Regions from separate parts of the Mus musculus genome. Here region 1 is linked to region 2. Evidence: chromatin loops called from intact Hi-C (ENCODE). Cell type or tissue: left cerebral cortex. All regions are shown on one strand. Links, peaks and the distances in the headings refer to the core of each region. The heading gives the core; the rest is flanking DNA. Region 1 overlaps Gm30235 (a long non-coding RNA gene). Region 2 has its middle 6.5 kb from the start of Gm40047.

Region 1 (4,392 bases), core at 83-4,082, 100 kb before region 2:
TCAATCGTTTAACGTTTCATATAATTTGCCTGCAAGGACTGGAGAGGATGTACAAGAGACATGGCTCTGACTTGGCATTGTGCTTTTGGAAATCTGCTCCGGAGAACTATTACTGTGAGTCACTGCAGCACCCTGTGCCAGCATCTGGAGTCTCGTCTCCTCGGAGATGACCAGGCTCAGGAATGTTTTCTTGTGTGGCTGGCTGAGGTGCCAGCCAACCTCTCCCACCACTGTAACACCAGACACTCTGTGAGTGATGGTTTCCTTTTCGAAACCAAAAGTGGATGAAGGAATTTAAATGAGAGCAGGGGGGGGGGGGTGGAATCGTGAGACAAGACATAAAGCTATGTAAAGGGAAAGAAATGAGGCTCCGAGTGGGAGAACAGAGGCGTCGGAGATCAGAAGAGAACACTACAAATACAGTGTCACAGTAATGGAATAGGTCAAGCGCTGTTCCCAAAGCAGACCACACTAAGACTTCTTAGTACTCAACATCTCTACCCTAAGCACCAATAACAAATAACCAGCTGTGTCACGGGGATAGAGTCACTCTTGCAGGCTGCCACCCTTCCTGCCTGTATATCACTTCTGAGACTTCCTTCACTCCAAGAACTCAGAAAGAAATGGACCCATAGAATGGAGTCTGCGCAAGGTTACCAAAGTCTGGGCCCCGCCCCCCACCAAGTCAGAGCTACTTAAGGTCCTGGGGAATCTTAGACTAATAGGCCTACCCCATAGAAATCTGAACATTCTCTATCAATAGATTGTTTATTGGACAAATACTTATACAGGGCTGACCATGCACTGGACACCATCCCCAGCACTTAGCAAATATTGACCTATTAATCCTCTATCAGAAGGGTACGGTTGTCTTCTAGATTATACAGGTGAGGAGAGTGCACACAGTGAGGAGGAAAGCTAGGATCGAAACTACCAGATCAGCTCCTCGTCTGCGCCATGCAGTCATTGGCTGTATGAAAGGCTGTGCAGCAGCCCTGCACATCTATGTGTGTAGGTGGGCAAAGGTCAACCCCAGCCTTGGTAAGTCTCTAAGGCATTTTTCCTCCCTGTATCTGCCCATCCCTTCCTGTTCAGTTAACTGCTAGAAAACAGAAGATCCAGGGTCACTGCAGTTAGCAAACCTCTGGGTGTATGTATGTTTGTGTGTTGCAGGGGAGGGGCAGAGATGTCTAATACTCTATTTTGCTCCTAAAATTCAGTCTTCATAGGGAACCATGGTCTCTCGTGTAGGATACTGAATCACAGGTCAACTACTAATAGGTTATATACAGAATACCAAATTATATTTAAATTTAATATTAACAATGATCAATCTTTAATAGAATTATGTCCCATTGAAGCATTGAACACCTTCTTAAAATTCAAAGTAATTTTCTCATTTGAAGTTCTAACTCACCGGGCACTCTGTGCTTTCATCTGCTACATGTGCTAACCCTTACATTTGAGCTCGTGAAAAACTCCAAGGCAATAACTGGAGACACAGTTGGCAAACGGATGGGCTCTGTGTGGTTGGCTGGCATACGCCTGGGCAGTAGGAGAAAGACTCACACATCAGTAAAGACTTTGACCCAGAGCCCAAATGAGGGACGACGGCATGACACGCTAGACCCCAGGCTGGTGCATGTGCTATGTGTCACTGCTTCTGTGAGTCTATGGGTTGTGTCAGAGCCGTTCACCCTACAACTCTGTGCCCTGAGGCTCTGCCAGGGCCTCACACATGCTGGGAGGGTGCTCTAGCCCCTCGCTACATCTCCAGCCCTTAGGTTTATAAAGCCAGTGTCACTATGCCACCCAAGATGGCTCTGAGCTTGTTATGTAACATAGACTGTTGTGGAACTCAAAATCCTCCCACCACTGCCTTCTGAGGGCTGGGATTGTCAGCATGCTCTACTGTGTGAACCTGGCTCCATGCAATGTTCATATTTTGAAAACTTTCAAAGCTACAGAAAAATGACAGTCAGCATATAGAGAATGCTCATTATTTTAAAGTCTCATCTGCTTATCCACTGTGCATTTGTGCGGGCACACCCACACGCTTGTTAATTTGCTGAATGAACTAGTTGAGTATTTTAACAGATGTTGGGACCTCTCCCAGCTGAGCCGGTCAGCATGACTCTCCTAAGAACATCAATATTCTCCTCAATGACCACAATGCCATAACCACACTCGGGATACTTAGCTGTAACACTATATCGTTATCTAATAACAATTCGGCACTCAGATCCCTCCAGTTATTCCAATAATGTGTGTTTATCACGTAGACCTATGTTCAGTTTTGGATTTCCCTAATCCCTGGCTATGTTCTGTTAGCCTCCCGTACGTAGTCTTCCTTTTCCTACCTGTAATGTGAGAGTAATAATAATGACCTGATTGAACTGTTGTCGAGACTGGTAAACATTTACACTAAGATCTTAGCACCAGCGGGACACAAAACACGTCAGGAATTCAATAAACGGTAACTACCCTTGTGATTAGGTAATTGATTGCCAGTGTAAAGAGAAACTGCCAACAATCAGGCATGAGCCTTCAATACACATAAAGGAGGTAAAAAGAAACAGCCACAGAGAATTTGCGGATTCGAGTTCCATTTGCCTTCTTTTTTTTGGTTTTTCGAGACAGGTTTTCTCTGTGTAGCCCTGGCTGTCCTGGACTCACTCTGTAGACCAGGCTGGCCTCGAACTCAGAAACCCGCCTGCCTCTGCCTCTGCCTCGAGTGCTGGGATTACCCTTTAATCCGTTTGCCATTTCTAGGGACCACTGAAGAGAGTCCCATTCACCTCCCTTAAAGGAGAAGAAAGAAACAGGTAGGGGACCCTGCCTCCAGGTGAACTCCTGGCCACGCCCACAGGAGCGGCCAGAGGGCCTAGCCTCTTCTTGATTCCCAGTGTAGTCAGTAATTTCCTGGACCTTTGCAATCCCCACCCCATCCCCCTCAAGTTAGGACATAGACTTCAGACCACTGAAGTATAAGCAGGCCGCTATGGCTGAATTTTGTCACACAGGAGTCCAGCGTTGAAGCTTTTAACTCCCAGAACTCCAGAGAACTACTGAGCTCAGAGGCAAACCTTTAGAGTGAGACTGTTAGAGTGGGCCTTAATCCAATCTGATAGTGAGCTACAAATAGGGAAATAGGCTCTGTTGGAGGAAAGAATAGCTCCAAGAACCAGGACTCAAGACTTCTGGGTCGTTGCCACCAGTTGCCACAAGTATCAGCACTGGAGATAGGCAGAAGCTAAGCCATACTGACAAACTGCTAGTCTTTGAGTCCTTAAGCCTACTAGTGACATTATTGGAAGAGTCCATGGTAAGGTGGCTTTGTGGTTTGAGTGGCTCATCAAATCTGAGGAGGACAAAGATACTGGCCTAAGGTTCAGCAGTAGAGTGCCTGCCTCAGTATATTGACTGAATCGGCTTTTCCGAACTCCTCAAAAGACACTGACTGACCAAGTCAGGGTGGCACCAGCTCCAACTTCATGACAACTAGTGTGATTGGATGGGTATATCTACTGAGTGATGCAGGCAGTGTGGAGGGCCCTCAGAGTCCTCGAGGCCTCCAGGAACACTGAGAGCCTGGCCCCTGGATACCCACCTCTAGGTTACACGGGAAGCCAGGATGTTTCAAAGCTGCTGGGAGACCAGAGCAGCTGGAGGCTAGCTGTGGTCAAGCAGGCTCCACATCCGAGGAGGCAACAAAGTGAGGGCTGTGCCTTCTAATCACGTGGCTTTGATGGAGTAAAGGGAGCTGGGGCTTGCTGCACCTACAGCCAGGGAGAAGCATTTCCTGGTCTCACTCCCTAGCTTCCGGGAGCTGGGGCGGGGCCAGCCTCCATGAGCAGCTTCTACTTTACTTTATTGATCTGCATTTATTTTCTACCTCCTCTTGTTGTCCTTGTCAAGATGAGAGAACCAGGCTCCCTCACTGTTTGGGATCACAGCTTCCCAGATGACATAGCTGGATGCCAAGATAATATCTCCGAACCCCTGAAGGTGGGTTCCAACACCTGAGACATCGGTATTTCACCCGTATTTTCTGGAATTTTCTGTTCTTATTTTCTAAAGCCCCGTATCTGCTGCATGTTCAAATAATTGAGAAGTTATTTTTCATTTCTTACTTGTGCCTCTGACACACATCTGGAAGGGTGGCACGGGGCACACTTAAAATAAGAAGAAATAAATATCTCGGAGACAAGACAGCAGATGCATTTGTTCCAAAGGGAATTGCAAAGATCTGCACTACATTTTTCCAGTATTTTCTTCAGACATATGGTAAACCAGGCTAGGTGATTTTTATTTAAAATGTCAGTCATGCTGAATTCGAAACTCACAGGCACACCCAGACAGTCAGTCATTCTGCATTCTGTGGGCACAAGA
Region 2 (4,392 bases), core at 182-4,181:
CTCTGAGGACATCCTATTTTATCTGAGGCTCAGAGCAGATGAAAAAGCAGTTGTAACATTTACAGCATCTACTGGGGAACAGCCAGTTGTCATGATCTCTGAGAATGAGGAAATACGATGGTACTTTATTTTCAAGTAGCCCGGGAGACTTCAATGATTGCATTAAAATTTTAATCACAAACTCCTTAAGTTAGAAAGAAAGAGAGAGAGAGAGAGAGAGAGAGAGAGAGAGGGAGGGAGAGGGAGAGGGAAGGAGGGAGGAAAGCCCACAAAGGATTCATTGTATAAAAGAGTTTCACCATTTGGAGTTCTTTTATAAATTTGTGTCAGATCACAATTTGCTGTCTGGGAAATGTAAATTAGTTATTAATGAGCCAAAATTCTAACATCAAAGGCTGTGCACCCACATGCCAGAGAGAAACAAAGAACTCTCCCAGCATAGCGACTGCTCCTAGCCGACCTGAATTCTGCATTCACTTTGACGTGCTCTGCTGCCACCGTATCAAGGAGATCGTTCCTCGAAGATGTAATGGCACAGTCACCTGCATCATTACCATCACCTCCACCTGAGCATAGCTAGACTGGCAGAATCCTAGGCAGCAGGCAAGCATATATGCTCAAGGGTGATATTGCAGGGAGCATAGCTCGATGCCTCCCTTCTGTCAGCTTCATCAGATGACCATGTTCAAAGTGCATTTCATGTTTGCAGTACAGCCAGCCCCAAATGGCATGGGGGTGCTGATCTGCTTTTTGAATATTCCCATATCACTTTTTTTCATCTCTACAACCCTTTTATTTTGACTGAGATCAAGAGACGAGCTTAAAACTGCAGAGAGTTTTTGAACTTGCAGAAGTCACAGTTTCTAGTCAGCTGGCTGAAGTCTTGAAGGTCTTTGCTGAGGCTCATTTACTCATTCTTCCAACAGACAAGGCTGTTCCTTAATGGAAGTGGGAGAGACTACATGGTGACAGAGAAGGGTCAGAAAGAGGCAGCCCCATCCTCCCTGAACTCGTTGTCCGGAGAGGACAGGCAGGCAACAAGTGCTCATGTTGTTCTTCATCTGGCATCAAGAGGCAAGAAGGAATAGCCCCAGGCTAGTCCACGGGGAAGTGACTTTTGAGTAGAGAACAGAATGAAGAACAAGTTCTAGGCAGACAAGTTCAAGTGCGGATCAAGGCTATTTATGGCTATCCAATATGTGCATAGCTGGGAGCCCAGAGTTACTCTTTGCCTGCATGCAATCCTTTCTCTCTCCGGAGTGAGGTCTTTGACCTCTACATCCAGGCGAGACTTGAGCCAGACTCTCTTGCAGTCCTTAGCCAGCGGAGGTTGGATGCATCCCAGACTCCCGAGGGCAGGTGTGTTCTGACAGCCATGGAAAGTTGTGTCTTCCTAATACCAGCACCCATGATCCCAAGTCTAGTTTTTAAAAAAAAAAATTCTCCTTATACAAGGCCAACCCTTCTATCCTTTGCCAAGACCTATCTCTGTCTAGATTCCTTCTTGTCATCTACTATAAGTGTCCCTATTGTCAAGGTTTGTCTATCCCCTGGATAACCCTCACCCTTATGGAATCTTCCTGAGGGACTCAGGACCTCTGGAAGAACAACAAATACTTTTAACTGCTCAGTCATCTCTCCAACCCAAGAAAATTAAGTTCTTAACAGTCACATTTTTAGAAGAGATTTTTGGCAAGCCCCTCAGAGTGCTCTAGCACAGCAGAAATGAAGTCGTTCCCTGTTTCCAGAAACACCTATCATCCCTTGAACGCTCAGCTGTGAGGACCTCCTAAAGCAGCTGTCGCACCTCCCACGCAACCCAAATAACTTTTAGTTCTTCTAAAGGGGCCTCCCCATCACTTCCAGGCTCGCTGGCACCCATTCCAAAGGGAGTCTCACAGACCGAGAAGCAGAAGCAGCAAACAAGCTGAGCCCTCAGCCTCAGGAATTAGGGAAGCAGGACACTGGCTAGTCTACTCTTGATAGTCACAGAACACAGAGCTCCCTAACATTCTGCAGTACAAAACTTGACCTAGGACACGTGGTCCAAAGAGCTCACTTGGGCATGGTTCTCTGTACCACGCACACATGCCCATCAATAAGAGGTAAAACATATATCAAGAAAAATTTAAAAGAGTGGTAGACATTGTACAGTGTGTACAGAGAGTGTACAGTGGTAGACATTGACAGTCACATCAATGGGAAGACTGAAGCAGGAGCATCCAGAATTCCAGGCCAGCCTTGGCTACATATAGCAAGGCCTTGCCTCACAACAAAGGATAAATAAGAAAAGACATAGTCCATCTCAAGAACACCAAAATAAGCATCACAGTGAAGCAGAAATGGAATGGAAATACAAAGTAATATTCAGGGCTGGAGACCCAGAACGTCTAGGCTCCTGTTCAGAAGGCAGAAAGTGGACATTGAACATTTCCGAGGAGCAAAGAGGTCCAGCCTCATTATGTAAGAGAGTGGGCACCCTGTTCCCTGCTTGATGAGCATCTGCTAACATCCTGAAGAAGAAAATGTATGCAGAACACGCCTCGAGACCTGCTGCCGTTCATTCTTTATGCTTGCCTAACATTGTCTGAGGCTCAGGAGTGAGCCAGATGGGGTGGTTAATTCTGACTGTCAGCTAGATTAGATTACAACTCACCCTCAGAATTATTGAAGCTTATCTGTGTGTGTGTGTGTGTGTGTGTGTGTGTGTGTGTGTGAGAGAGAGAGAGAGAGAGAGAGAGAGAGAGAGAGAGAGAGAGAGAGAGAGAGACTCCCAAATATAATTAAATTATTGGGAGCTCTGACCTAATAAATGGGTTATTCTATTGACCAACTGGATGATGAACGAAGTCACTGGGGAGGTGGTAAAAGGTAGAAGGACTTTTTCTTGTACTCACATCTTCCTGCACCACTCCACTCCACTTCCTCTCTACTCTAATGTGAGCTGTTCCTGCCATGGTAGACTGAACCTTCTGACATCCTTACCCAAAATAAACTCTTCTTCCTTTAAATTGCTTATGTCACACAAAAGTGCCGCATAAGAAAATAATGTGCTCTGAGTCCCGGCAGGAGGCCTGGGATGTTGCAAGATAATTCCACCAAAGAGCACACATAGACGGTCTTAACGATGAATAGAAAGACTATTGCCAGCTGACAACTGCGTGGGAAACTTGCCCAAATGGTATAGCCCCAAACTTCACCATGCTTTGCCTTTTATGCACTAAACCCACATCCTGGATGACACACTTTAGTTAACAAGAACAGTTAGCAAGAAGCAAAACTGAAGAAGTCAAAAAAAAATTTTAGTACATTTAAGGGGCTATTCCAGACCCTGGAACTATGGACTGGGTCTTTGATGAGGTAGGACTTTGTTCTGGTTTAGTCAGGAATTGGGGCCTATGTGCTAGGCTCTAAGGTCACAATGACACCTCCAATGTGGTCAATTGTGCTAAGGTCTCTGGCTGGTTATGGAGGCATCATCACTGAAGAAAACATCTGGATTCAACCCCTGTACAGAAAGTGGCAGTCTACTCAATCCTAGTGTCGTTGGAGTAGCATTGGGGACTGGAGCTGTAGTTCATTGGAGTGGAAACAATCCATCAGATGAAATACTCCATGGAAAAAACTAGTCTCTCTTTATCTAAAGCTGCTCTGAGCCCGCACTTTTTGTCACGGTTCATGATAAAAAAAATAAAATAAAATAAAGCCCTGGAATCAAACAGACCTGGACTCCTGTCTATTCTCTGATGTACTTTATCATTTTGCAGCTACTCCACTGATTAATGATAATACCTACCACAGAAGCAGCTAAAGGAAGTCTTACCATCTACCTATACAGTCTTCCCGTCTATAATTTGACTGATAATGTTTACTTCACAGGGTTGTAAGATACCAGGAGCTCATATGTGTAACCACACAGCACAGAGAGGGTACCCGGTCTTGATGGTAATTATGATCTGTTGATGCCCTCGTTGTCTACATGAGAGAATGGATCCTGCAGATACACAGTCTTATCTCCTGAGCAGGAAAATTGACAGGGTGCCGTTCTAGCTGAGCAAGAAATCTGTTGAATATGTGATAACCCCTGCGAAGAGTTTATAAAACTAGGTTCCAGTCTGTGATACTAAGGAAGCCGGAGTCTATATTCTCAGAGAAGTTAAGGTAGCTTTATGTGTGGAATCAGAGATTCTCGGAATGCTCTCAATAAGAACATCTGAGTTCTTATCTCAGGGCCTCAGTTTCCTTATCTGTAGGGCTAATGACAGTACACAGCACACAGGAACATGTGACATTAAATAAGATAATATTACCTTTATGACACTGTTTCAGACTTTTCATCACTCAGATGTGGCACACACCTGAGAGAAATATCTTAGAGAAAAGGAAGAACTT

The links. Hi-C counts contacts between places; a loop is a spot of excess contacts. Peaks named below come from ENCODE experiments on the same cell type or tissue, not always from the same donor. Only the 100,000 strongest peaks of a DNase experiment are listed, where the experiment ranks them.
Region 1: a loop joins it to region 2, with 2.1 times the contacts of the local background. A loop is called at or near these places in 2 of 42 quality-filtered maps.

The regions. Positions count from the first base shown.
Region 1 is chr3:52,673,276-52,677,667 of GRCm38, reverse strand. The region is part of intron 2 of Gm30235 (a long non-coding RNA gene); the gene reads right to left. Among named protein-coding and RNA genes, the nearest start is that of Gm30235, 26 kb to the right of the region's middle. In left cerebral cortex, for the core only: no CTCF peak of the experiment used is centred there; DNase peaks (open chromatin) are centred at 146, 1,584 and 1,883.
Region 2 is chr3:52,571,444-52,575,835 of GRCm38, reverse strand. No RefSeq gene overlaps it. Among named protein-coding and RNA genes, the nearest start is that of Gm40047, 6.5 kb to the left of the region's middle. In left cerebral cortex, for the core only: no CTCF peak of the experiment used is centred there; DNase peaks (open chromatin) are centred at 503, 1,808, 2,530 and 3,059; H3K27ac peaks cover 506 bases.